2 separate regions of the Homo sapiens genome follow, and region 1 is linked to region 2. Evidence: chromatin loops called from intact Hi-C (ENCODE). Cell type or tissue: heart right ventricle. All regions are shown on one strand. Each heading gives the region's core, and the rest is flanking DNA. Links, peaks and the distances in the headings are about the cores only.

Region 1 (14,894 bases), core at 2,385-10,384, 170 kb after region 2:
TTAAAAGGAATGAACTACTGATTCATGCAACAGCTTGGAAGAATCTCAAAATAATTATGCTAAGTGAAAGAAGCCAGGAAAAAGAGTACATGTTGTATGATTCCATTTATATAAAGCTCTGGAAAATGCAAACTAATCTATAGTGACAGAAAGCAAAGCAGTGGCTGCCAGGGACAAGGAGTGGAAGTTGGAGGGGAGGGAGGGAGGGATTACCAAGGAGCAGGAGGAAACTTTTGGAGATGATGAATATGTTCATTATCTTGATTGTGGTGATGGTTTCACAGATGTATGTATATGTCAGACATGATCAAACTGGGCACCTAAAATAGGTGCTGCTTATTATATGCTCAGTTATACCTCAATACAGCTGTACTAAAAGATGGGGTTGGTGACCGTCATGATGATGGTGATAAAGCTGAAGGAAAAGTTGCTGGCAGGTCAACCACAGGCATGAGTGAGGCCATCATTCTCTAACAGTAATTTAGATATTTGCCTTTCTCTGTGCTGTAGTTTGAATGTGTCTCCAAATTTCATGTATTGGAAACTGAATGCCCAAATGTATACGTTGATGGTATTTGGAAGTGGGACCTTTGGGAGGGAATTAGGATTAGATAAGGTCATCAGGGTGGGGCCTCCACAATAGGACTGATAGCTTTATAAAAACAGGAAGAGGCCTCCTGCGGCAGCTCATGCCTGTAATCCCAGCACTTTGGGAGGCTGAGGCAGGCGGATCACCTGAGGTCAGGAGTTCGAGATCGCCTGACGTCAGCAGTTCGAGATCAGCCTGGCTAACATGGTAAAACCCCGTCTATACTAAAAATACAGAAAAATTAGCTGGGCACAGTGGTAGGCGCCTGTAATCCCAGCTACTGGGGAGGCTGAGGCACAAGAATTGCTTCAACCTGGGAAGTGGAGGCTGCAGTGAGCTGAGACTGCACCACTGCACTCCAGCCTGGGTGACAGAATGAGAGTAAAGAAAGAGAGAAAGAAAGACAGAGAGAGAGAGAAAGAAAGGAAGGAAGGAAGGAAGGAAGAAGACCTGAGCAAGTGCGCCTGCTCTGTCTCACCACGTGATGCCTCCCGCTGTGTCATGGCGCAGCAGGTGGGCCCTCACCAGAAGCAGGTGCCAATGCTCTTGGACTTCCTAGCCTCCAGGAAAATGTGCTGAATAAATATCTATTCTTTATAAATTGTGCAGTCTGTGGTGTTCAGTTATAGCACTAACACACGGACAAGACATCCTAGAAACTGGGGATGGATGAGACTGTGCCTTCTTCATCTCTTCCCCAGCACTCTGTGCGGGGTTCACAGGGTAGCAGGCAGGCCATAGAGTTCATGTGGTCATCTCAGCAATGTCAACGGAGAGGAACAAATGCTACAGCATGAGATCCCCAGGGGGCTGTGGGAGCACAGAGGAACATGGGTGCCTGACACAAATTTTGTGAGGCGGGCAGTCCATGAAGGCTTCCTAGAAGAGTCATATCTGAACTGAGCCTGGACAGGTATGTAGCAGGTATCTAGGCAACGCAGGCTGGGGTGGAGAAGTGTCCCAAAAGCAGGGATGAGTTTGTTGTGTCTAGAAATCATAGGGATCCCCTACCATGAAGTGGGTACAGAGGTTGACATTGGAAGGTGACAGTGATGTCCCAGAGGTTTCCTTCTGATGTGAGAGAGGTCTCTGTCATCTCAATTATCTTGCTGTTCCACTATCCACGTGCCTGCCCTGTTACTAGCCCATCAAAAGTAGGGACAAGGATGCAGAAGATTGTAGAGGTACCCACAGACCCCACCTGCTGTTCCCCTCAATGGAAGAGAGACTGTGTGACTCTGGGAGGCGCCTGATGGATGGGCTTCCTCTCAGGCAGTGTTATGAGATCCCCCTTGAATTTCCACCCTGTGTCCTGTGATGCTCAGGTCTGGAGCCAAGGCGGTGGTGTAAACAAGGCCTGGCCAGTGAGGGTGGGTGTGTTGTTTGCTGATAGATGTCAGCTGGAACAACCTGAACTGGCCCCACTGGTCCCTAGGGGCAACAGGAACAAAGTGGGGAGGATGCGGGTCATGCCGGGCTCTTCCAGGCAGACCAGCTGTGCTCCCCACACACAGGGTGGCCTTGGGCAGCACAGCCAAACCTGCCTTGCAGGCTTGGGGTGAGCCAGAGAGGCAACCTCTTGCCCTGGCTTGAGCCCACCCTGTGTGTGGCCATAGCTTCCATGACCTGCCTGGAGCCCCAGCTCAGCTAAAGCTTTTGTAGGGTGCAGCCACCCACCATAGCAGAGCCTGCCACACACCCTGAGGATTCAGTGTCCTCAGCACTCAGTGACTAGGGGCTACAGGGACCACTCATTCATGGGCGAGGAGATCCCACTTGTGTGGATTTGTCTTGACATGTCATAGTACCTCCCCTTCCCTCTGGCTCCATCATGGTTTCCGAATCATCCTTTCTTCTATACAACAATCCCTCCTCACCGCTGACACTATCCATCTAAAGCCATCATCCGCCCACACCACTCCCTGCCCCTGGAGGGACACTGCTGTTTATTGCGCACCAGCTCACACGGCCACCAGCCCCACCCTGTGAGATCGGGACCCTGACCCAGCTGGAGCATCTGTTCACATCCTCTGTTGATTATTTAAGCGGCGTCTGTCTGCATAGAAGGGTTACAGTATTCTGAAGGGCTGCCGTCCAGCCTTTTCTCCAGGGCTAGCTGCTTTGTTTAACCAGCCTTTGGGCTCCTGGGCAGGTGGTCCCAGGGACTCTGCAGCTGCAGAGATGGCTCTGGGCTCCCACTACCCTTCTCCAGCTTGGCCTCATGCCAGGCAAGAGGCAGGAGCAGGTACCCTTCCTCCCTGCCGGGACCTACCCCACTGTGCCCTCCATCCCTTGTGTCCCTGGAGGCACAGCATGCCGGGAAGGCTGCTCCCTGCTGGCCCTGCTCACTGCCCCTGCTCACTGCCCCATGCTGGGGAGGGGGACGCGGCATCCTTTTCACATGGCAGCTCCACTGATGCCCACAGCAGCACATTCCAGGCCCCAGATCCTTCCAACCAGGACTGTTCCATTCACGAGTCACAGCTCCACAGCAGCCACGTCTCTGCCATGTTCTTGAAAAACAGAGAAGGAAAAAGAAATGTCACAATGACCACTGCACTCGCCATTCCAGGGCTTCTGAGGCCTTTGGTGAAAGCCAACTTGAATCCAAAGCTGGCAGGGGTGGCAGTGGGTGGGGCCAGAAAGGCGGCTGCTGATTGATTGTTGGCAGAAATCACGAGGTTTTACCGGAAGTCAGCCCCTCCCCTTCCTCCAGCTTCTTCCCTTCTGCCTTCTGGAGAGGTCAGGGATGCCTGGCGGACGGCCGTGGCTGCCCCTTCAAAGGTGCTTCCAGGATGCAGACCTGGAAAGGAGCTTAGGAATATGATGACTGTCTATCTGTAGCCCCAAGCCACGTCTGTGTGTGACAAGACCAAGGGTGGTTCAGGAGGCAAAGCATTTGAGAAGCAGATGGCTCTGGAAAATCTGGCCTGCAGGGCTGAGACACTTCCAGGCCATCAAGTCCAAACTCTTCTCTTATAGATGGTGAAAACTGAGTTCTGCCAGCACTGACCTGGGATTTCTGAACTCAGGGTGCTAGGAGCCCTATGGGTTATCCAGGCCTGCCCTTTAGTTTCCTTCCTCATGCTCCCTCTACATACATGTGTGCATACACACGTGCACACACGTGTACCCACACACACAGCTAATTCACTGACACCTCCCTGACTTTAAGATTGTGAGAGTGACATGAGACACATACATGGTGCATGCCTTACACTTACAGGGAGGCCATCACACCTGAATAGGTGCAGCGAACTCTGAGAGGTCTCAGCAGGGTGGAGACAGAACCTGACTGCACCAGGCCCCTCCTGACCTGGGGTTTTCTCGCTGAAGCAGAGAAGGTAGACTGCAGCCCTTTGGCTAGATATTGGGGAGACCAGGAATATGGATAAAATGAGAGAAGGTTTTGGGAACATCAGAGTGGCCCCAAAGAAGGGAATCCCTGAACCCAAACCAGCTGCCCAGCTACTGCTGGTAGCCCAGGTTCTGAGGCTGAGGAATGGGGAAGCCCCATCCCCACTCTTCAGCACCCAGTTGATTGGAAGAGGGAGGAAGCTGGCAGCTGGGGAAAGGTCTTGGGCCAAACATTTTTCCACTGGTGAATCAGAGGACAGCAGTAACAGGAGCCAGGCTGGCCTGACCCCAGCCACCTCTGTGAGTCATAGCTGAGGTCCCTGTGCTAATCTTAACCCCTCAGAGAGGACTTGTTGGGACTTGCCACCAAATCTTGACCACCAAAATAGTCTTGGAGCTGACGTGGCCCTGGAAAGCCCTGGCCCATCACAGAAGGGGTCAGAGAATGGAGCCAGGGTAGAGAGGGCTGGTCTGGGAGTTAGGCTGTGCCCCAGCTCTCCCGTGACCTTGAGCAACTCACAGTGAAGTGTTAGCAAGATGGGCTCCCAGGTCCCTTCCAGACATTCTCCCAGACCAGAGCCAAACTGGGTCTGAGAAGGAAGGAACCAGGACCTGAGGCAGCAGAAGGTTTTCAGGCCAGGTCTGGCCCTGCCCTCATCACAGTTGCTCACCAAGGTCCTCGCCTTTTACAGTGCACAGCTAGTGACAGCAACCTTGGTTCTGGGGCCAGCTGCATCCAAAATTTGTTCTGGGATTTTTGACAAGTTGCTTCACAAATCTCCTTTCTACAGGGAAGGCAGTACAGCTAGTGGTTTAAGGCACTGGACTTTGAAGTCAGACTAACCCAGGTGAGAATCACTTAGTCGCTGGGTGTCCTGGGGCAAGTCATTTAAATGTTCAGCAAATTTCAGCTGCTATCATTACCAGCTAGTATGTCTGGTCCTCAATTATGTCCTTCTATAAAAAAAAGAGGATAGCAAGAATGATTTCTAAGTCCCTTTCTCTAGCTGTCCTTTTCTCTAATCAGGTCCTTGACCCTGCACAATCAATTCAGGGACTGGGACCTTGTGGCAAATGAGAGAACAATGAGTTGAGGAAACATCTCTGGGACTACAGAAAAGGGATTTAAGATGCAACACAGGGACTGTGGTGAAACAGAGGTGAGCTCTGGAAAGGCTTGGTGCAGGAGCAGGAGCCAGGCCAAGTTCTGAAGCTCAGTGCAGGGGGCTGAGGCTCGGGTCTGGGAGACTGGAACCTGAGCCCTGATGGCTGGGAGGAAGCCTTCTCCCCAGCTCAGGCTGAGCCTCAGGTTTCCACTGCATTCTGAGCAGAAGAATCTTTCTTTTCACATCATTTCCCCAGATAATCTTTTCATCATGGTCTGAATGACCATTGTGTCAAATTATCTTAAAAGATTATTGAAAATGTTGCACCCCCTCCTTTTCTTCTAGTGTGCTGGTGTGCATGCATGTGTGTGTGTGTCTGTGTGTGTGAGAGAGAGAGAGAGACAGAGAGAGAGAATGGGGGGAAATTGAGCAAGAGAAAGAACAAGAGAGATGCAACTGTGAGTATCCATTGGTGTCCTGTTAGGGCCATATGAACAGACAGATAGGTACATCCTTACTGTCTCCCAGGGATGCTGAAGCCATGGCCGGATGCTAAGGTGAGAAGGTGGGGGCCTAGAAAGGTTGGACCTACAGCACCAAACTCTTGCACAGGCCAGAAAGAGGCCCTGCTTTCTTCATGCCCAACACTAGGACCTGTCTCCCAGAAGGTCCTAGAGCCCCAGAGACAACAGAAGCCTTCTTCTCCCGGTGGGAATGAGTGTGGGGACCTCACCCTCCAGGGAGCTTGGATGGGGCCAGGGTGAGGGCAGAAAGGATGGAGGTGACCCCTCTTGGGAAGGTAAGACCATATGTGAGCCTAAAAGGAAGATGGGTCCTGGGAGGGGTGTGGTGCTGAGTCTGGAGCACCTCACGCGGGTGGGCCTGTTAGACTTCCTCCTCCCAGTCAGGAGAGTCCAGGAGCACTCAGACGTCCTGGGTGCCTGGCAGGGGAGACAAGTCCAATGGATCTGGGATGCAGGGTGCTGGTGGCACAGTGAAGACACAATGGACATTGTTTATAGTGTTGCCAAAGGCTGGAGACTGCAGAGGCCGCTAAGGAGTGGAGAGTGGAGGAGAAAACTACAATTAAATGGCAACCCCAGCGCCGTCTCAATTCCTGCCCTGATAGGGAGGAGAGGGCAGAGCTAATATGGAAAGGGTAGGAAGGGACAGGGCAATCCCTTGACAGAGAGAGCTTTGACTCAGGGGTCAAGGGAACAGCTGTGGAAGCCTCGGGCACATCTGGCTGGGGCTGGGCTGGAAGAGGGTGAGCCTGTGGCTGGCAGGGAGCCAGGGATGTGGTAGAGACAGATAGGGCCTGTGTTTACTGTCCAGCTGAGGTGTTGCAACAGGAAGCTGGCTGGGGGTGGCAGGGAGGAGGCTGCTCAGGCGGAAACTATTTATCTGAAACAGAAGGAACAGCTGGGGAGGGAGGCCAGGCGCAGCAGCCAGCTTTCCAAGGCCACGCAGGATGCCCGTGCCATGGCAGCGAGCCACCCTATCTCCTGCCCAGCCTGCCTGCCTCGCTGCACATCCAGCCCTGCTGTCCTTGTCCAGAGCAGAGCCAGCTGACCAGTCGTCCCCATTCCTAGTCCCCAGCTGGGGCTGTGCTTCCCAGTGGGATGCCCCACCAGACTGCAGGTTTGGCCTGTGGCTGACTACGCTGTGAGGATCCACCATGTGCCAGGCATTGTGAGATAGGTGTGCGTGTTCTCCAGTTTCCAAAGGTGAAAACAGAGGGCATAAGGGATTTGTCCAGGACCACACAAGAAGTTAGCATTGTGGAAGAAACTGCAACCCAAGTCTGTCATATTTACAGAATCGCTCAGGTGTTCCTGCACACGTGGAGGTGGGCTGTGGGCCTGCCCTTGGCCCTGTGGGACTCACCTTCATCCAGCTCACAGCCCACCACCTGAGAAATCAGCAGACCCCACAAACACCCCCTCCCACCAGGAAATGATCCCTCTCCTAAGTCTCTGCACCCACAGCTGGGCACATGGGAACAACAGCAGCCTCTGAGCAAAGATTTCCTATCACAACCAGGTAAGAGGACCCAGTCTGGCAGAAATCTCCTGGAACTCTCCCTCACCTCTACGGAGGGATCTCCAGAATGATTTGGAAGCCTAGGAAAACCGTGAATGCTGACTTCCCTCCTGAAGGAGGCCCGGAGAAGGTGGGAGCATAAAGGAGCAAAGTGGCCCCCTCTTAGGAAGACCTCTGGATTTCCGTCCAGTTTTGAGACAGTGAAGAAGAGGCAGGGGGAGCCCTACCAAAGCAGGACAGGCTTCACCTCATCCCCACTTTAATACCCATCACGGAATGGAGGCTCCAGCCCCACATTCAGTTGATTCTCAGGGAATGTCATTTCCCACCTGGAGGGATGTTGCATTGCCCATCTCACTTTGTGCCCCAGCTGACACTGGGACCTACCTCCTCCAGGTCAGGGTCTTCGCCTCCTACCTCTCTGTATCCATTCATGGAAGGGGGATGAAATCAACAAGAATGGAACATCTAGTATGTGTCCCTTCATGGGCCAAGCACTGTCACTTTCAGTCCTTGCACACTCCTATGAAGCAAATGTGGCCACCTCCAGTTTTCAGATGAAGAAACTGAATCTCAGAGACAAAGGGACTGGCTCAAGTTCAAATAATGAGTCAGCAGCTGGCTTAATTTCAATGGTTGCGTACTGCACACATATTTCATGTCTGTGTGTTGGTAAAGATAAGTGAAGTTATGCCACATAACAAATAGTCCCTACATCTTAACAACAAAGGTTTATCTTCCTCTCACTGAAAATCTGCAGCAGTACTCTTCAGGGCAAGTATCTTTCAAACTTGTTTGGGGCTGGCTTAATCTGGGGCTTTGTCATCTCATCAGAAGACTTCTCATTCACTGGGGTGGGTGATGAGACTGTTCACTGATGAACTGGTCAGAACTAGCCACATGGCCCTGCTCTACCTGCAGGGGAGCAGGACAAATGGGGGAACAGACGGAATGCTGGTGGGCATGTGGAGTATCTGCCACGGCCATGGATGATGCCGGACACTGGGTCCAGTAGCTTGTGCTGGACCCTAAATGACTTCCCACACCCCCTGGGAAGTCCTATCACTATGAATGCCCTCAAGGGGCTCTGAGCTCTACAGTCGCTCTACCCAGGCCGAGCTACTTCAGCTAGTGTAAGCGTAGGGCCCAATCTCAGGTAAGCCTGGAAGGAAAAACCTCTGTGATAGAATTCAAATTAGACCAAGTCCATATTGAAGTCCTATCTTCTTAGTGGCTAACTTCCCTAGGTAACATTCAGTGGTGACCACCCACTGGGGTCACTTAGCTCTTTCCCTTTCCTGTGTCCTCTAATCCCTTCCCAAGAACAGCCTAGGCAGCAGCATTGCCCACCCCCCCCCCCACCTTCATTTGCAACTGGAATACAGAGAAAGAGCCCGGGGCCATCAGAAGTCCATCCCACTGACTCAACTCATCTTGTCCCCTGGCAAGAGGGGAACTCAGCTCTCACTCTTCTCCTCCTCCTTCCATCTTTCCTCCTCCTTTGCCCAGCACCATAGCTATTTCAATGATTCCAAAAATCCCTAGAGAAGTACAGTATTTTGTATCTGGGCTCCAGGTCCCCCTCATATGTCTAGGGCTGAGCGGTTCCCACAAGCACCCCAACCCTACCTCAGAGGATCTCCTTTTTCTGCCACCAGAATTTCACTAAATGAGGCTCTGCTTTCCCATGCCCAGGACACAGGCATAAGAGAGCAATTATTTGTACTTATCCATCCAGGTCAGATGGGGAGAGAGCCTAGAGGAGCACTGGGTTCCTCAGGGACCTTTTCTGTCCACTCCACAGAGGAACAAGAAGAACCCATATGGTTTCAAAGAAGCAGAGAGCTTCCAGTTGCCTGGACTCAAGTCCTCTAGACTATTAGAAGGATTAACAAGATAATTACATAAAATGTTTAGCACAGCCTTCAAAAGATATTGGAAAAGCATATATAACAACATTACCTTTAAACTCTCTGGCCTAGACTGCTCTCCTGGGTCTCAGACCTGCATATGTGACTCCCCGACATTCCTACCTGGATACTGCACAGGCCAACCTGGTTGATGCTCTCCCAACAGCCATTCATCCTTCACTGCCCTTTTTCTTTTTGTCAGAATCCACCTCCCACATGGAGGCTGTGAAGACCAGAGAGTTGTTCTCCCAGCCTCCTTTGCAGCTAGGACGTGAGCATATGACTTCATCCTGATCAACAGACCGAGGGGCTTCTGGGAAAGTTTTTCTATTAATATAGGCTCAGGAATGGAAGCTCTTCCCTTTGGCCGGAAGTTACTATTTAAAGGTGGTGCCAGGACCTCCAGCAGCCACTTTGTGACCATGAGGGAATAAACCTAAGGTGCCAAGGTTGGCAGACCAAAAGTATGAGAGAATATTGTCATTATGTGATTGAATCAGTGAATGAACCCTGGGATTGTGTGCTATATAAGATAACATGTGCCTTTATTCTAAGCCACTTCCAGTTAGGTATTCGTTTACACCTCTTAATCAGCAAATATAAAAACAAACCCATCAACTCCTTCCTGAGTCACTCTTCCTCCAGAATTCCTCTTCTCAACAAAAGAGTTTCTTCTGCCAGAAATTCTACATCATCACTGCTTTCTTGTTCCTCACTTTTTCCATCTAGACTGTCACCAACCACCTTGACTCTCCTTCCAAAATCACTTCTGTTTCTTGATCCTGCAGGACAACCTCCTACAGGGAGGTCACAGGAAACCCCCTATGACCACCTCCTGCTGGTTTTCCTTGATTCTGGTTTCTTGCCTTCCGCTCCATTCTCCACAGTCCACTGAGTGCCTCCCTGTCTTCTCTGGATGTGCCATGCTCAGTCACACCTCCAAGCTCTTGCATTTGCTGTTCCCTCTGCTAGAATGCCCTCCTCACTTCTTTTCACAGGACTCCTCCTTTTCACAAGGTGTTATTTTGTGAACCCTTTATTGACTCGCCCAATCAGAGCCCATTGAACTTGCTTTGGTGTTGTACTCATCGGCCCTTTTTAGCAATCAGCGGACTGTAATGCCTCATTACCCATATATCTCCCCTGTAAGACCACACCTTATTGAGGTGAGGGAGGGTGTCTCAGTCACCTTTGGACTTCCAAGATCCAACAATGCCAAGCAGCAGCTACTTAGAAATTCTTAGCACAGTGAATGAACAGCTATGTAGAATAAGCTGACTTCTTCTTGAATGTGGACACCTATCGTGGTTACCTATTGCTGTGTAACAAAACTTACTGGTTGAAAACAAAAGTGACATTTATTTTGCTCACAAATCAGATATTTTGGCTGAACTCAGTGGAGACAGGCAGTCTCTGCTCCACCCAGCATTAGCTGGGTTGGGTCAAGGGCTGGGGCTAGAAGCATCTGAAGGTCCGTCTATGAACATGTCTGAGAGTCATTGCCAGCTGTTGGCTGGACCTTAGCTGGTGCTATAAGCTAGAAAACTAATGTGCAGCCTCTTGTGTGCTGGGCTTCCTCACAATGTGTGGCGAGGTTCTGGGGTGAACATTCCAGCAGAGCCAGGCAGTGCTGCAGTGACTTTGATGACCCAGCCACAACGGTCACACGGCATCACTATCACATTCTACTCATCCAGACAGTCATACATGCCTGCCTAGGTTCATGGGGAGGGGAAATAGGTGCCACTTCTTGTTGGGGAATGACAGGTAATATGGTTTGGATTTCTGTCCCTGCCCACAACTCATGTTAAATTGTAATCCCCAGTGTTGGAGAAGAGGTCTGGTGGGAGGTGACTGGATCATGAGGGCAGACCTCCCCCTTGCTGTTCTCATGATAGTGAGTGAGTTCTCACGAGATCTGGTTGTTTAAAAGTGTGTAGCACAGCCCCCTTTGCACTTTTTCCTCCTGTCCCATCCATTTAGGACATGCCCGCTTCCCCTTTGCCTTCTGCCATGATTGTAAGTATCCTGAGGCCTCCCCAGCCATGCTTCCTGTGGAACTGTGAGCAAATTAAACCTATTTTCTTTATAAATTACCCAGTCTCAGGTAGTTTTTAATAGCAATGTGAGAACGGACTAAGACAACAAGGTTCAGGAAGAACATGTTGGACCAGAAATATTGTTGTAGCCATTTTTTTGTTTTTTGAAAATTCAATCTCCTGGCCCAGCACAGTGGCTCACGCCTGTAATCCCAGCACTTTGGGAGGCTGAGATGGATGGATCACAAGGTCAGGAGTTCAAGACCAGCCTGGCTAACATGGTGAAACCCCATCTCTACTAAAAATACAAAAGTTAGCCAGGCGTGGTGGCATGAGCCTGTAATCCCAGCTACTCGGGAGGCTGAGGCAGAAGAATCTCTTGAACCTGGGAGGCAGAGGTTGTAGTGAGCTGAGATCAACCCATTGCACTCCAGCCTGGGTGACAGAGTGAGACTCTATCTCAGGAAAAAAAATAAATAAAATAAAATGCAATCTCCTTTCGTGCCTTTTTAAAGTATTTTAAGTCAACTCTTTGTCTGCCATTCTCCCCAAACTGTCATTTGTCTTCCTTATGAGATGCATGCCCAGGCCTCCCTTGTCCCCTCCTCATAGTGCACTTCTCTGAACATGGCTTGTGGTTTGGTGGAGTGAGCTGGTAACAAGCTGTTAGGAGAGCTGGGTTTGTGATCCAGCTCTACCACATTCGGATTCTGTTAATTTGGATAGGTCACTGGAATTTCATGGGCCTCATTTATTTCCTTGGTAAATAGGAGCTGATGGTCCCTGTGCAGAGGGCTAAGTGAGGTCAGGGCTGAGAGGAGTGGTCGTGGACATCAGGGCAGGGTGTGAAGGCAGCATGTCTCAACCACGGTTCAGTTGCAGGAAACAGAAGACACTGAATCTCTGCTAAGCAGAAAGGGACTTAACACCAGTAATTAGGTGATTACAAAATCACTAGAGGGGCTGGAAGAGTGGGATTGAGGCTGACCTTCTGGGAAATACTTTCTGGATGTGGCCAAGGGAGCTTGTACGCCCATCAAAACCAGGACGGTGAGGAGTCAGGAGGCTTCTATGGGACTGGGGTCAGGAAGTCACCTCCACCACCCCACAAGTGGGTCTCAGTGTTCAGAAGCTGATGACTGGTGTCGTGGTCATCAGGGTTGTTCACCAAGTGTTTCTAGTTCTCCCACAGGCAGATGGTAGGATTAGCCTTCTCTGCCCCCCTGGAGTTAAGTGACCCTGTGACTCAATGAAATATGTGCCACTTCGTAGTGGAAGCTTTAAGTACTATTCTTTAATTTTCTGTATTCTCTCTTTCCTTTGTCACAGTGACCTCAATGCTCCAAGTGATGGTTTTTCCACCAGCCTGGGTTCCCAAGTGTGGTAAACAGAGGCCAGCAGCCCCAACCACCCATGTGATGTGGGGCTTGCTTATTTCTTAGCATAGTGTAGCCCATTCTGATGGGCACAACTGGACACTGGAACATTGCTTGCCTTAGTTATGCTTGCCCAAGGCAAGAGCCAAAGCAGTGGGAAGATAGCACTTGCTGCAATTCCACTTTCCAAATCCCACATCCAGGGGGCAAAACCTGATTTGCATCCAGAATCATAGCTTTAGAGAAGTCTGGGAAATGTAGCTTTTAGCTTCCCAGCTTCTGTGATACTAGGTGTCACTCCCAGTGGATTGATACCAAGGGCCCACCCTTGATATCACACCCACCACAGCATACCCACCACAGCAAACACACCCTGGGGTTCTAAGGGTGTTCCAGCTCAAAGCCAGGGAGAGAGGAGTCTGCAACCTGATAGTTGGGCTGGGTAAAGGGACTCGAGGTACAAAATCACATGAGATGGACTTGGAAGGGCAGGTGGAGGGGAGAGAGCCGGGTTAGCCTTCTACCTCAAATGAAGACCATGATAATACACAGAGAGGGAGAGAGAGACTATGTGTTCTATGTGATGCCTGAGAACATTTCAAGGACCCTAGGCCTAGCTGATTGAATATATTTTGCTTTATAAGTATTGCTTTGTAAATTATCAAATGCTGTGTGAAATACTTCCATTAGACTATGAGCTCTGTATGGGCAGGGAGCATGCCTCATTCATCTATGTACCCTTCACATCTAGTACAGTGTTGGGCACATAGTAGGTGCTCAATAAATGTTTTATGAAGGAAAGAATTTGCCAATGTTCCACTGAGAAATTATCTTGGAGAACTAGACCCAATGTTCCCAGTGTGGTCTGACTAATCAGAACCTGGTGGGAACGCCCCTCCCTGGGTCTCAATATTATACTTCTATTAACGTGGCCCAAGATTGCATGATTCTCCTTGGCAGCCACACTGCACAGATGATTCATATTGAGCTTGAGGTCAACTGGAGTCTCTGGGTCTGTTTCACATGAGCAGCTATTAAGTAAGGCAAGGCTTCCCCATCCTGTCCATATGCAGTTGATTTTTTGAACTGAATGCCTTATGTAACATTTCATCCTGCAGAGTTATAGTCCATCCTTCAACTTCTCAAGATCTATTTGCATCTTAAGTCTTTTCATTCAATAGGCTATTCATTTCTCTTAGAGTTGCGTCATCCACAATGGTGTCGCAGAGGAGTTCTCTATCTCTATGCACTTTCATGACAAAAATGCTGCACAAGTCAGGCCACCAGGGACCTCCCTGCATGTGGATGTCAACTTTTTAATCAGTGTAAATAGAGAATAATCACTTAGCCATCTCTGATTCTGTCCACAAAATGGACAGACTGTCCCAAACTGAAACAATGAAGTATACAGAACTCCCTTGATCTCTGGGACCTACACCAGAAGGGGGAATGAGTTCATTCGGGAGCATTTGCCTTTCACAAAGCCACACTGGCTCCTAGAGATCCTCACATTCTCTTATGGGCTGTCAAAGACATTTCTTGGTTTATCAATATGTATCAAGAATCAGGAAGATGTTCAAATTATCAGAACTACTAACCCACAGCAAAGTTAACAGCTGTTATCTAAGAGTCCGGAGGCAGGGAGATGGCTGAGTGGATTGTGAGATATCCTCTCCATGGAACAGCATGTGCACCATTACAACAATAATTCAAAACACTTAAAAACCCAAAAAACTATGTGGTGAACACAGACAACAAACTTAAATAAAATGTGAACTCAAAAAAGCAAGCTACATGTTTATGTGCACTCCACGAAGGAGGATTTGTAAAGTACTATGCATGCATGGGGAGGATTCAGATATTGTACAAATTGGGTGAGGGAGACCAGATGATGGGTGATTTCTCCTCTCTATTTTGCAAACTTTTTCTACAGAAAGCAGCTTCTGAGGCAGAGGTTGAGTGAAGGCATTTTCCTGGGGATAGTGGCCCAGACAGAAGGCTGGGAATGAAGTGGGGAGTAGGGAGGGAGCTGACCTCCAGGATAGATGGCTGGTTGCTAGGTCCCCTGGCATTGCCCAGGAAGGCACAGGAAATGCACCTCAGGGCTGCCTGCCTTGGGGGACAGTGGGGAGCATTTCTCAGCTTCTGCTTCACGTTGCTCTGAGGTAGGGGCCATAGAGCATTAACTCTCTGGCGATTCCGGGTTATGCATGTGAGGAGATTCCTGGGGAGCCCCTGCCGCAGCACCCGCAGAGAAGCCCTGGGGGTGGGAGGCACCCTCAAGTGTTGCTCACTGATGGTGCAGCAGAGCTGGGGTCAGAAGTCAGGCAGGGCTGAGAGAATCCAATGCACTGTACAGGATGGATCTGACCTAGCTCTGCTAATGATTTTATAAATACAAAAACCTGCCCTGTTCTATGGCTGGAGATAGGCTTCCCTGTCTCTAGCTTCCAAAATCTATCTTGAAAATCAAA
Region 2 (14,894 bases), core at 2,677-10,676:
ATGTCTTTGCTGCATTTCAGTTGCAGCCTTGCCTGGAGGCTGAATGATGGACAGCCCTCAGTGGGATAACCCTCCATCTTCCCCTTTGACTTTTCATGCATGATCCCCAAAACACTTTGCTGAAATTGGTACTGCCCAGGAAATGTGGTCCAGGGCCTTGTTACTCCAGGGTCTGAGGACCAGCAGCATTGGTGTCACTTGGGGGCTTGTTAGATGTGCGGAGTCTCAGGTCTCATTCCAGTCCATTTGGGCCAGAATATGCATTTAACAAGCTCCCAGGTGATTTATTGGCAGGTACATTAAGGTTTGAGAAGTACCAGTCCGGAGTAGTGATTTTTCAGAACCACATGTCCTGACCTATACTGGGTTGTGAAAGCAATGTCGTGAGTTACAATCAGTGTTAAAAAAAAAAATAAAACAGTAGAATTAAAAATATAGGATCATCAACTTAATAAGGGCAAGTATTTTGGAGGAAAATTTTGTGTATCCTGGGTTGTGGCATATAATGTGTATCACTTTAAAAAAAGGTTTGAAGTCTAAGGCAAAAGTCTAAGGCACACTCAAGGGTGGGGAGACAGGGGACTGGCTGTGGTGACCTCTGCCTGGCCCTGCCCACCGCGTCACTTCCACCTGGCCTTTCCCCAGCTGTTCTGGATGTCTAAGGGTTTCCCATCACTGACCACACACACCTTGTCCCCACACCCTGTGGCCCAATGCCTGGGCTTTGGGGTGTGGTGGGGGAGAGCTGGAACCAAAAAGAATGACTTTTAAAATAGGTTCTCCAGGTTTATTTTTTCCCTGGCTCCTTCTCCTCCCTGCCTTTTCAGCTCTTTGCCCTGGGGATTCTTTCTTCTTCCTTTCCTGTTCCAATCTAGATGGCAAAGCCAAGTGCAGCTCATCGGAGACTCAGTCTCTTTCCCTCCACGTTGTAGATTTTTCTTTCCCAAGATCCCCTCACTCCGTATGGAGAAATCAAAATAACCCGACTGACCCCACGCCTGCAGGGCCCTTCCCACCTCTGGCAGTCTGCCATCAGCCCATGTCTGCCAGAAAATTTATCTGATCTTTGAACCTCGCACTCGCTTGGAGATAAACGTAGGCTACTGCTAAAGGCATCAGTGCTATTGTAGAGTTGGGGCAAGTGGAGGTGAACAGGGCAGGGAGAGGGCAGAAGGCTTTGGGACAGAGGGGCTGGGAGGCAGGCTGCCAACGCTGGGAAGGTGCAGGGAGTGTCTGCAGTCATTTCTCCCTCCCTTCATGTTCATCCCCTGGTTCCAGGCCAAATAGAAATGCCTGAACATCTACCAGGGACAGTCCTTTTCTGTCGTCGTCATCATCATCATCATCATCATCATCATCATCATCATCATCACTACTCTAGATGATGTAGGGTGATCATATGATCCATTTCCCTCCAACACTTGGAGGTGATACCTGTTCTCTGGGTATACTTAATACTACCCCCCTTTCACTCTCAAGAGTGCTCCAATTTGGATTTCAAATGATTTCATCCCTGTATATAAGAAAACAAAAGAGCCTGCCAAAGGTCACGAAGCTAACAAGCAGTTCAGCTGGCACCAGACCCAAACCACATACTCCTCCCAAGATGCTTCATGGCCTGCACAAGATGCTGCACAGTCTTCCCAGGATGTGTCACAACCCTCCCAGGATACCCCACGGCCCTCCCAGGATGTATCATGGCCCTTCCAGGATGCCCTACAGCCCTCCCAGGATGCCTCACAACCCTTCCAGGATGCCTCAAAACCCTCCCAGGATGCCACACAGCCTTCCCAGGATGCATCACAATCCTCCCAGGATGCCTCACAGCCTTCCCAGGATGCGTCACAACCCTCCCAGTATGCCTCACTGCCCTCCCAGCATGCCTCACAATTCTCCCACGATGCTCCACAACCGTCCAAGGATGCTTCACAGTTCTCCCAGGATGCCTCACAACCCTCCCAGGATGCCTCACGGCACTCCCAAGATGTCTCACTTTCTGCTTCTCCCTCCACCTGGCAGGAAGGATAGTGTAGATCAGTGTGTGAGCCTGTGTGCTGAGATCCTAGACTCCTTCCAGAACTTGAAAGCTAGCTAGAGGGAGTCAGTTCACCTTCTAAAAATCTCTCCTAGCCTTCAGGGTGGGGTAGGACCCTAAATAGTTTCTGAAGCCTCTGATTTTCCTTCACGGGTGGGCAGGGCTGAGAGGGAGGGATGCAGGATCTGTTCACTGGTGCTCTTTGGTTTTACCCCTCAGGCTTGCTCAGAATCCCAACTGTGGGAAGCCTTAACTTCCTGGGGGTAAAAGACACACAGGCTGTTTCTTTCTGTTCTCTGCAAGGGTGTGTGTGGAGGGTGGAGTGGGGCAGGTGGACCTTGGAGTTAGTGATGATGTTGGGGCGGAGTAGGGGCCGGAGCTAGTACTTTGCATACTGGCGGTCTTGGGGCCTGGGGGCAGGATTTTAGCTGCAGGTGGCATATACTGGCAGTAACTGCCCCTTGAACTTGGATTTGGCACTGGGGTAACAACTTTGAGGCACAAGCCCACCCCAAAGGCTTCTGATATTCCCATTTCTCCAGGCCACCCATGGTCACTGAACTGCTGACAGGCTTCTGGCTCTGTCAAGCCTACTGTCCACAGACAGGGGAGGCCTGGGATCTTGTCCCACTGAACCCAAGCCCTGAAGCTTTGCTGGGAATCCGCCACATCCGTCCGAGGAGTATGTAGGAAACACAGGTGAGGGCGCACTGGAGGGAGTCTCTCGCAAGGAGAACACTGCTGCTCAGGGATGGAAGAGCAACATCTAAAACACATACACACACACCCAGATGCACACATATAGACACACCTAGAAACATAACACATTCACAAATACCCACATACCTCATGTAGGTCTACATGCATACCAAACATTCACATACATACAGATGCCTTCTACATACTCTCCCATCCATGTTCATGGACAGGCATATCCATGCACCCATGGGAACATATAATCATGCACACACTCATATCCACATGCATGTACATCCACATGCATGGATACAATTATTCACACACTCTGCATAAGAGGTACTCATATATGCAAGGTCCCTTGGCCAGCCATGCAGGAATGGGGGATGGCCCCCTGACATGAAATAAGGGGGGTCCAGAGCTCTGAGAATAGGGACTGTGTATGGAGAGCATCCTGGTTCCCAGGAACCTGGAGGCTCTGGAATACGACAGCAGGAAGAACAAGTGGCGCTTGGAGCAGAGGCACAGCGGAGAGTGTGGGGGACAGCATGACCCAGGAACCCTCAACCAGGCTCCCACTTCATTGTCCATACCCGCTGTCCCAAGGGATGAGCCTCTCCTTGATCCTTTGGTCCCAAACCCATTTCTTCCTGCCTTATTTAGAGAGAGATAACAGATAACCTACAAAAGGAAATCCAAGTCAAATTGACACCAGATTTCTCCCGAGCAATGATATGTACAAGAAAACAGTGAAACTTTATTTTAGAAACTCCAGGCTGGTCTCCACTGAGTTTTGCTGGAGGAAGGAAGGGGCAGGTCCTGCATCCACTCTTGGATTGAAAGGTTGGAGAAAGACACTCTTCAGTAGCCCTCTTAGAAGACATTTCCTGCCCATTTCAAAGATCTTTGAAAAGCTATGTGGAGCGGTCAGCTTAGCTTCCTAGGGTGGGTGAGATTGCAGGTGGCAGGATTAGAGTAAGCAGAGAGGAGAAGGAAGCATGCCTGGCGGGGAACTGCCCTGCAAAGATCCACAGGCCAATAAGCTGGTATGCTGGACAACTGCGTGGCTTCTTTCTGGTGTTCTGGATGCTGCTTCAGAGCCCTCTTGCCTGGGAGCCTGATTGCTGTAGGTGACCCTAGGTTTGCACAGGACAGATCCTCCTTTTTCTGGCACATGTGGCTGTCACTCAAGTAGAGCCAGACTGTCACCTGTGGGCCCTGTGAGGCTTGTGATGGCATGGTACATACCACTAACCCTGTTCAGAGGTCAGGAGTCAGTCTCTGGTCCAAGTCAGCGTGAGTTTTGTAGCCAGGGTAGGGTTAGTCTTTGGACAAGGTCAGTTTTGTGGCCAGTATCAGAGGTTAGTCTTGGCCAGGACTGGAATCAGTCTGAGTCAGTTTCGGGATTGGTCTGTGGCCATGGTTGTGGTCAGTCTGAGGTCAAATTGATGTGACTAGAATCAGGGCTGAGTGTGGCTGGGAAGCAGTTGATCCTCAGTGTAGCTGGTGTGGATGAGACTTGCAGCGAGGCCTCAGCTGCTGAAAGGTCTCCCGCCCACTCCTCTGATGGATACTCTTGCCATATCCCGATGTTAGCATCTCTCACTTCCAAACTCCTTGGTGAAGCCTGGGGCAGTGGACAGCAGGGCTCCCGGGCCATGTGTCCCCATAACTGGATGACCTTAGCTTCTCACTGGCGGGCCTCCTGCATATGGCCTCAGTCTGAGGGGCCTTGGGAGGGCTATGGCGAATGGTTTTCCTGACTCTGGGCTTGACACCTGGAGGCCAGGCTTTGGAGTGGAATGTGGCCCATGGCTAGGGCTCTTCACATCTGAAGAGCTGACTATGGACTCTTTGTAAGCCTTTAGCAAGGCTGAATGACAACCTCATCCTCTAAAATAACCAGGGACCTCACTCAAGGTAATTTCTCTGCCCAAGGAAAGTGGCAATCAAGCAGTTTCTTTGTCTGAAGCTCATGTCTTTTAATATGCTGTCCCAGAAACTGCCTATTCCAGAAGGAGAAGCAGGGACAACAAGCGGCTTGGAAGGCTGCAAACAGTTTCAACTTGTTCTGTCTTCCTGGCCTGTGGCTTATGATTGTGTGTGTTTATTTATTTTACATTGCTCCCATGCCATTAGAGTGTAAACCCCAGGAGGAGGGACTTTGTTGTCTTGCTCACTACTGTATCCTCAGTGCCTAGCAAAAAACTTGATGTGCGTTAGACACTCATTGCATTGCTGCTGAATACATGAATGAATGTGTGTTTTACTTCTATCTCCCCTTCTGTCTTCCAAGTATTCACTGTGTCTTGTGGTTTCTGTTTCCTATTGATGTCTTGGGACTGCCTACCTCTCCCTACCTCCTACCTCCATCAGCTGAGTTCGGGCTGCTGCCATTGTTCCCCTGGATGTCCACAGTGCCTCTTAAGTGGCCTGCCCACATCCCATCCAAGCCCTCTCCGATCCACTCTCCATACTGTGGCTGGAAGGATCCTTGTAACATATAAATAGATCAGGCTACCCCCTGGTTAAAACCCTTCAGTGGCTTCCTATTGCCCTGAGAAGTTCCCTTAACACAGAGTCCAAGGCATGATTTGGCCCCTACACACTTCTCTAGCCTCCTCCTGTCTCTCTTGTCTTTTCTTGTCTCTCTCTGTCTCATTCTGAGCGCCAGCCAGGCTGCCCTTCTTTCACATCCTCAAACAGCCCCCTTTCTTGCAGTTGGAGCCCTTTTATACACAGGGGTCCTACCTGGAGTCCCTCACCCCTCTGGCCCCTGCCACCCAGAGGCTCTCCTGACCCTATCCCCTGGCTAGGCTTCCTGTACGTCCCTCATCTTCACGCTCTCCTTCTCAGCACACTTGATTCTGAGCATCTGCCAGAATAGCTCCTGGGTCTCATTCCCTCCGATACACACAGTGCTGCCTGGCATATTGTGGGCTCTTGGGGCATCTTTGTGGAATGAAGGGCCCAGTGTCTGACATTGGGACCCCAAAGTTGGCTGCACCGACCCTGCATGCCCTAGCCCCTTCCCCCACACAACTGCAGAAACCTTAACAGCCGCAGCTTGGGGAGGTTTAGCAGTTCCTCTCTGCAGGGTCCTTGCTGAACTGACATAGAGTACCTGGCCTGACTGTCAGGAACAGTGATGGGGAGGGCTTGGCACATCTTACTTTCTGAGTGGGGAGAGTGTGCCACTACTTCCCACAAGAGCACATACAAGGAGGATTCCCCCGGATTGGAAGGAGGCTGAAGGCAGGAATGGTGGAAGTATGATAAGTATGGATCATATCCTGCTTAGAGAGAAAGTGCTGGGCTTTGTGGGATTTGGAGGCGTAGGCAGTGAGGATAGTAATGAGGACAGGGATGTTCTCCTCAAATTCCCCATGGGACCCTGATGACTCCAGCCAAGGAAGGGCTGGCAGAAAAGTAGTACAGCTTGGTGACCTTGTGAGCTTGGGGACACACCTGGGTATGGATGGGGTCTCAGGGGACAATGGCAGCAAGGGCTGGGGTGAGCCTTCTTCAGGTGGCTTACAGGTGAGTAGACATGGATGAGGAGGAGGCTTGTTCTCAACTACAAGTGAGATGCTCCCTGGGACCTCCAGGGAGTGTAGGAGACACCACCATGCAGAGGGGCTGAGATCTGGAGCTGTCTGCCTTGTTTACCACTGTCATAACTCCTTAGGTGGGCACACGACGGATTCTCCAAGTCTCACAACTCAGAACCAAGCTCTGGCCCTGAAGGAGCAACTTGAGGGGCCCTGAGAGGAAACTGCTTGGTGCAGAGAAAGATTTGCAAGACTGTCAGCCCAAGCAGCCTGCATGGCCAGGATCCTTCAGGGGAAGGAGGGGGTATGGGTAGGGAGGTCCATGGCTGCCATCTCTGAGGCCCCCACCTAGGTCAGGACCCTGGCTTGCTTCAGAGACCCCTCTGGGCTCTGGACTTCAAAACTTTCCATTTCTCTCATTTCCATTTCTGACTTGAGACCTCTTGGAGAAAAGGCCTCAGTGTCAGTCCTCCGGGGATGGGAAGGTGTCTGGGTCTTGACCAGCTCATCTGGGGAAAGAGATAACCTCTGTTATCCACCTCAGGGCACAGCCACGCTTCCTCCATCAAAGTGGCACTTCCAGGAGACGCTGGCAGAGCATCGGTTTGTCTGCAGACTTCTCCTGAGCCTTGGGGTCCATCGTCACCGAGGCCCCTCAAGCCCCTCCCCTCCAGGCCTCTGGATATCACTTCCTTTGGGAACAGGAGATGCTAGCCGATTTGGGAAATGCTCACTGCAGAGGAGTCTGGCACTGTGTCCGGGTCGGCAAGGCTATATTTAACCAGCTATATTTGCTGTCCCACTCACTTGTCCCAACCCGGCCCCGCCCGCCACCCCTCCCCCTCAGCAGCCTGTCCTGTCCCACTGGGGCCGCGCCGTCCTTGCTCACCCTGCTCCAGCTGTGCAATTGTGGTCTGGGCCACAGGCTATTTTTTGCTTGGTGCCAAAGATTATTCAGTTATCAGGAATGTGTGTTTAAGTGGCCGTCTCCGGAACAAGGATTATAAATAGGAACTTGGGGTCAAGGCCTGGGCCCCAGTGTCCTCCTCTTTGTCCCAGTTCCTGTCCTGGCTCCAGGATTTTACTTGGGGTGAACACCATGAGGCCATGGTGAGGTTGTCTGGAGGAGAGGACCCCAGGGTGGGAGGCCAGAGGTCCAGGACTAAGAACACTTCTGACAGGCAAGTCACCTGATGTCTCTGGGACTTGCTTTCTCCATCTGGGCAATGGGGAGACTCAGGCTCATTCACTGAATGGCAAACAGGAAATAGATGGGCAAGAACTAGTCTTGGGAGTAAATGCGTAACAGTTCAATTTGCTTTTTGGGAGCTCCTGGTCTTTTGGTGGGACTGTGCCTAGGTTTGATCTCAGCATTAAGTGGCCTAAGCAGGATGAAGTGGGCATATTTGGTCACAGGCACCCAAGATGAGGCTAAATCTTTCTCCTACAAGATGAGGGCTGCTTCCCAAGGTGCCAGTTATCACGGAGAACAGGCCCAGGTCAGAGGCCTTGACCCAGGCTGTTTGGTTGGTGAGTGTGGGCAAGGGTGCCTGGTGAAAATGGTTGGGCTGCTTCCTGGTGACTAGTGGCCCTTCCTATCCTGGGGAGAGCCATCTTCTCATGCCCTGGCTTGGGAAACTTTGGCTCTTTTTCCCTCCATCAGGGGAGGGTAAGGAGGGATGTCAGGGTTCCACCCAAATGCTGGGGTGGGCCAGGCCCTGGGGGCGCCATACAGCTGCCCTAGGCTCCTCACCACACTCCTGCCTCTGAAGAGGGTGGTGCAGGGGAAGGACATGCTGCCATCCTTTCACCTCAGTTTCTCCACTGTCAAATGGCAGAAATAATGTACAGCCTCCCTCTCTGGAGCTGTTAGGTATGAGAGTGATCTAAAAGGATATTCAATCATTCATTATCACAATAAATGAGAATGACATTCTGAGCAGAAAGGCCTTGGTTGACCTGAGGGGTCGTAGCCTCCCGATGTCACCAAACTTGGCCAAACCCCAGCAGTCCTGTGGCTTCAATCCCCATACACTGTGTCTCCGTTTTCCCCTTGGGTGCAGACGCTTTCATTGCTCTCCTCGCCCAGTGGTCTTTGTCACCCTTCCCCTTCACTCTGGCAAATCTCAGGCCTGGATGACTGATTGATCTGGGATACAACTATGGAGACCTCTCCTCCACCCATTTGGAACTCTAAACTCAGCAGGAACTTAGCTCTTCCCCCTATTCAGGTAGGGCCAGTACCTGTCCCATACTCTGTCACCAGGACAGGACTGCATTGCCAGCTATGGCATTGCACCTGCAGCTCCACCCCTTGCTCTGGGGCCATTTATGTACAGAAGAGCCTCTTCTTTCTGATAATGTTGGTACATTAAATGTGTACTGTAATGAGATGAAATTGACTTTTATATCTTGGTAAGACTTTTCATTTAAATTTTCGAGTAAGATAAAAGATTCTTTGACAGACTACATTTTGGATTTTTTTAAAAAGTGGCCATAAATGGGGTAGTGGGGCATTCCCTAGTGGAGGTGAGAATTGGGCAGGGGTCTGTTCCCCAGGCTGGGAATGCAGAGGGCTCCACAGTGTTTGACCAAGCTAGCTGCCTGGCAGGGGAGAGTTGTGGAGATGGCAAGTCCATGGAGTGTCTCCATGACAGGCTCCAGGGGAGTCCTTGCTGGGTCGTTGCCAAGGGTGTCCTTTGTGTTTTCCTCTGGGGGCTGTTCTAGCTTGGTTTGACAATTCTGAAGGTCCTAGGGGACCTCCATCTATCTCCACAGGCAAGAGCAGGTGCCATCAGAGGGGATTTTCCCTTAGTATTGGAGAGTGGGGGTGGGTAATCAGTAGAGAAAGAGAGAGACAGAGAGAGGGCATGCTTAGCTTATTCCAGATCCCTACTTCCCAGCTGGCCCCAGGTCCTGGCTGCTCCTCAGCCAGCTCCTGGGGCAGTTTTGTAGAAGAGAATGTGGACTTGTGCTCAGCAACCACCAGGATTCAGTCATACATAGCACTGGATGGAGATGGAGGCTTGAACAGTTTTGAATAGTTTTCTCCGAGGGCTCAGCTGCCACCTCCTTTTCCTACAAGGTCAGCATGACCCCCAGACGAGAACCTTCCTCAGCCCCCTGCCCTGTAGTTCCCATAAAGAATAAGTGATTTCCTTTCTTTTTCCAGGGTGAATGCTTTCCTCATTCCTTGGCTCTTGGCTGTATCACTGCAATTCTGCTCTCATTGTCAGGCTGCCTTCTCCTATTTTCTCCTCTCTGTCTCCATCAGTCCAAGCTGGCAGTATTTCTGCTGGAATAACAGCCTCAAGCACCCTGCTTTGGTGACCCAGCCTGGGCCTTCCTCCCCTCCTGTCAGACCCGCAGCTTGGACTCACTGCCCTCGACTGCCTACTTTGGATAACAGGCCTTTACTTTGGCCTTGTGCTTCCCCCCTGGCCTGGCGGCCCCTCTTTTCAAATGAGGCTGAGCCATGTTCCCAAGGCTAGCACTAGGGACAAGGAGAAATGGTGCTAGCACAGGCCTGCCCCAGAGCCCCTGGAGGCAGGGCCAAGATTCTAGACCTGGGCCACACTGCCCATAGGCAAGTCGGCTCTTTGCAGGCAAAGGCAGGATCAGGAAACTGGACTATTAGTCTTTACAACAGCTCTATGGGGTGGGCATTGCCATCACTGGTTTATGGATGAGGAACCTGAGGCTCAGAGAGGAACAGAGGGTGACCTGAGGTCACATAGCCAATAACAGACAGAGCTTGGACTGAAAACCTGGTGTTGCTGCCTGCCCCTCAGCCTCCTTCACTGTAGAAGTATAAAGAGCCTTGTTGAGAGACTACTGCCTCCAGCCCCAGGACCACCCTAAGACCTGGGCAAGAAGGACCTCATGCCTTGTAGCACTCGCCTTGAAATCTTCTAGGTTTCTATCTGTAGCTGGAACTGACCAGGACTGGCAGTGCCATCTAGCTGGGGCATCCTCAGCTTGAACTGGCACCTGTGTGGGCCCCAGTCCCTGTTTCTCCTCCTTGGGGTACCCTCTGACACTCAAACCCATGTGTGAGGTTGACTAGATGTACCAAGGAGCAATGGGCCTCATGCCTGTGCAGTCATCTTGGGGCCACATAGCTGGACTTGGTTCCTGGCAGGCAGTCTGGTGAGTGGATTGCTCCCCTGGCTGGTGAAGAATTTTTTATGTGGGATCACATGAAATTGGGCTTTCAGAATGGTGCTGACATGCTGATTTTGAATGACTCAATTGTTTATATAGACAGGAGCCTGGCAAGAAAATATTTGCCCAGGGTCCCATTCACCCTAGGGAAGGCTCTGCCATCTCCCTGACATTAAGCCATCTTGCTGTATTGTTGCTTATTGTACTGAAATTGATTTTCCCTTTGTTGCTTTGAAACCTCTTTAGAAAGACCTACACCAAGGGAGATTTCCCAAATTCCCTTTATTACCCCCTCCCCACCATGTTTCACAATCCTTAGATTTTAAAATTGAATCCAGATCTGACTTCCAGGCCCTAGTTCTTCAGCTACAACAATATCCCTTTGTCCTGGCCTCAGTGGACAGTGCTTAGCCCCATTCGACCTTTAGCCTTCTTGCAAAAAAGCAGGAGGCCCACTTACACCCTGGGATTTCCAGGAGAACAAAGATGTGATAAAACCTGCCAGAGATCACATGGTTGCCCAAGGAGGTTTGGGATTTTCATCTACAGCTATTATTTCCACCTTGATATGGGGCACTCTGGGTTATCCGTGGAGGCTGTGGTCAAAGGGACCCCATGGGGCAAGCATCCTTTGCTCTTGGTAGCCACTCCTCTTCTCCTCTCTCTGTAGCCTGCTTGTCCAGTCCTGACCCCCTGGCTTCTTTCTAACACATGCCCTGGCCCATGCTCCCCAGTGAAGTTGGGATGAGGGCTTGGAATGGAACAGCCATTAAGGGCCCTACATCCAGGGAGTGGTTGTCCCCTGGTAGATAGAGGTGAACGGACCATCCTTCACCCCGGGGAGGTCAATGCTGTGAACCCATATTTCCTTCCCAGCAGCATCTGCCCTTGGGCCCCTCTCTGAGCCTCTTTGTCTCTCTCTTCTCAGTGGGGCTGTCAAAAGCTGAGCCTCACAGGTTGTGACTAATCACTAGCAGATTTTTTTTCCATCCAAGAAGAAGAAAAAGCTGAAGGAGATGAAGAAAAACCCCAACAGTGAATAACTCGGAAGAGTTTCCAACATGTGGGTGTTTTTCTGGGACCAAAGATCAGGAAGATTCCAAATGTAAACAATCCCAAAATAACTCAGCTCTCCCAACCCCAGGCATTCCCAGGACTGGATGTCCACACTCCTTCTCTTTCCCTCAGGGAACCCAAGGTCAGGGAGAGGTGGCAGGGCTTGTGTATTGGGAAGAGTTGCTGGGGACTTCAGGCAAAGTAAAGGGTCTGCCTTTACTTTGTAAAGGCAGGAATTTAGTCTTATTCATCAGATAACAGTGATTATCTCTTTGTTTGAGAGAGGGGCTTCTTCCTGTCTCATCAGACCAGATTGCCCTGGGATTAGAGACCATGACTATGACTTTTTTTTTTTTTTTTTGCTCAGAGTCATATCCCATCGTGCTTAAACCAAGCTCCTGAGATTTCTTGCCAGCATAATGTAATGGAAAGAACATGGACTTTGAAGTCACACAGGGTTGGAATCTTGGCTCCACTGCTTATTAACTGTGTGGCCTTGAGTACATTATTTAGCATCTGGGAATCTCAGTTACCTCCTTATAAAACCGGGGCAATGATTCTTACCCAAGAAGATCCTCTTTCTAACACACCTAGTATGATGCCTCTTGCCTAGAAAGGGCTCAACACATGTTCCCTGTCCCCTTCTCTCTACCCATGAATGTGACTTGAGCTGGAGAAATCAGTAACTTCTTTTCTACCACTTTCTTTTCTGAAAGAAGTAGAGTATGTGTGTTCAAATGTGGAAATCACTTCTTTATGTTACTGAAAATCACTATGGCAACTCATGAGAGAAGGATATATTCAATAAAGAACGTAAAACATCTTTCTAAAGGAGATAATGCTGGAGGATGGTTCAAGTCTTGGTGAAAATGATGGAGGTGATGACAGTGTAGTTGATGGTGAGATAATGATGGTGAAGAGAGTGGTGGTGGTGGCAGAAGTGACCGTAGTGATAAAAATCATGGAGGAGATGATGGAGAAGGTTCATAAAGTGATGGTAGAGGTAGTGGTAAAAGTGGTAATGGAGGCTATGATGCAGGTAATGGGGAAGTAAAGGTGAGGATAGTGGTGGTGATGGGGATAAAAGTGATTGATGGTGATGGTGGTGATGAAGGCTATGTTAGAGGTGACAATGTTTGCTTGTTTAGGATGATGGATAAGTTACACTTGATTTGGTGTCATGGTGAGACAGGGTGATTTGTGATCAGGACTACCTCAACCAGTCTTCCACTCCAGTAGATGAAGGCACAGAGAAGGCAGGCAAAGCAAGGTAGAAGAATGCTTTATGATTAACTGTTACTTTGGCCCTAAACTACAATAGGGGACATTAAACTTCTTAATTGTAGCTGATTGAACACACATGTTTATTTTGGCTACCTCCAGAAGCCCCACTAAAATGTCATTAATATAGTTTTTTTTAAAGGCATAAATCCACAAGGAAAAAGAGAATGGGAAAGGAAACATCAGCAAATAAGAGAAGCTAACAATTTGGAAATTAGAAAGTAGATGGATGAATGGTATCTGACTTAGCAGACCACAGAAAACTGAAACCCAAGACTGCAAGGGTGTGCGGGTAGATGGTAGAAACCAACAGGTAGCAAACTATTTCTAGCCACAGAATCCTACAGAGGACTGGGAGTTGGAGGCACCAGTTACTTCTGAAGGCACAGATTCAGAGTAAGGCTGAAAAATGGGAGGGTTGATTGCAAGTTTTTTAAAGAAGCAGTAAGAACCTCCCCATCCCAGATGTATTCCTTTACTCTGTTCATTCAGGTAATCGTCCCTTCCCAGGCTGGCAGAAAACAGAGAGTTTATGCTCTGAGATGTTAAACCAGAAAGGTTCTGGGCACAGGGGCACCAGACACAGTTGAGGGAGGAGAGAGGAGCCAATCTGAAAACAGGGATATTAAGGATAAATTTGTTTTCTGAAAGGTGAGGCTGTTAGCTCTCTTCTCATTCAAATCCCAGAATACTGGTAGCCAGGTTAATATTACATGAGCAAGACATTCGAAGAAACTTTCCTGGGAAAAGTTTTCTCAGAAAAACTTCTCTTGATTTTCCCAAGAGAAAAGACTTAAGAGTTGTTGACATTTGGTCTCCCAGGGAAACTGTGAGCCCACTCAGCCACTCGATGGTAAAGCCCACCTGTCGGTACCTTTCTCTCTTCTCCCACTGCTTTCAATCAAGATTTTAATGTCTCACACTTTGACATAAATGGGGACCTAATAATTACTTGACATTTAAGAAAGTCCTTCAACATGAAAGGCAGAGTTCAAAACAAAGAGGAAAAAGGAGGGTAAAGGAAACAATGAAGAAAAAAAACAGCACAGAAATTACAACTAACATTTTCAGAATGATGAAATGAGGTGAAATTACTTTTATTTTTAAATTTATTATTATTTTTTTGAGACGCTGTCACCCAGGTTGGAGTGCAGTAGCGTGATCTCAGCTCACTGCAAACTCCGCCTCCCGGGTTAAAGCGATTCTCCTGCCTCAGCCTCCTGAGTAGCTGGGATTACAGGCATGCACCACCACATTTGGCTAATTTTTTATATTTTTAGTAGGGACGAGTTTCACCATATTGGCCAGGCTGGTCTTGAACTCCTGACTTCATGATCTGCCAGCCTTGGCCTCCCAAAATGCTGGGATTACAGGTGTGAGCCACCGCACCCTGCCCATTTTAAAATTTTTTTTTAGAAGACAAGGTCTCACTCTGTTGCCCAGGCTGGAGGGCAGTAGTACAACTGTAGCTTACTATAGGCTTGAACTCCTGGGTGCAAGCGATCTTCTCACTTCAGCCTCTTGAGTAACTAGTACTACAGGTGTATGCTACCATGCCTGGCTAATTTTTAAATTTTTTGTAGAGATGGGGTCTCGCTTTGTTGCTCAGGCTGGTCTCAAACTCCTGGCCTCAAGTGATCTTCCTATCTTGGCTTCTCAAAGCACTGGGACTATAGGTGTAAGCCACTGTACTCAGCCAATGCCTCTCTTAAATGAGAATCAAATGTTATATTTTTTAAAGGAACATAAAAAAGAAATACAAATATAACATTCCTATTTGATTTAAAGATCAAATCAAAACAGAAGAAGGGTTGGAAGATAAGTAAAGACAAATTCCCAAAAGGTAGAACAAAAATACCAAAGAAATGGAAATTGACAGAAAAAGTTAGATTATCAGTCTAGGAGTGGCATTCACAACTGTAAGTCCTAGAGAGAAATAGAATAAAGGAAGGAGATGAAACTACCAAAAGAAAAATATAAGAAATTTCCTAGAACTATAAAACATGAATTTAGAGATGGAAAATTTTCTATGAGTACATGACAAGCTGAATTAAAAAATATCAACCAAACCAAGAAACAATTCAGCCAAAGGCACACTGCAGTGAAATCTC

Evidence for each region. A loop is a pair of places that touch in the nucleus more often than their neighbours do. Peaks named below come from ENCODE experiments on the same cell type or tissue, not always from the same donor. Only the 100,000 strongest peaks of a DNase experiment are listed, where the experiment ranks them.
Region 1: a loop joins it to region 2, with 2.2 times the contacts of the local background. A loop is called at or near these places in 2 of 110 quality-filtered maps.

Annotation. Positions count from the first base shown.
Region 1 is chr2:71,876,770-71,891,663 of GRCh38, forward strand. No RefSeq gene overlaps it. Among named protein-coding and RNA genes, the nearest start is that of CYP26B1, 260 kb to the right of the region's middle. RefSeq lists an enhancer at 3,689-4,888. In heart right ventricle, for the core only: no CTCF peak of the experiment used is centred there; DNase peaks (open chromatin) are centred at 4,432, 4,622, 5,972 and 6,462; H3K27ac peaks cover 637 bases.
Region 2 is chr2:71,709,935-71,724,828 of GRCh38, forward strand. All of the region lies in intron 1 of LOC124907827 (a long non-coding RNA gene), which reads left to right. Among named protein-coding and RNA genes, the nearest start is that of DYSF, 250 kb to the left of the region's middle. In heart right ventricle, for the core only: no CTCF peak of the experiment used is centred there; a DNase peak (open chromatin) is centred at 7,127; H3K27ac peaks cover 2,332 bases.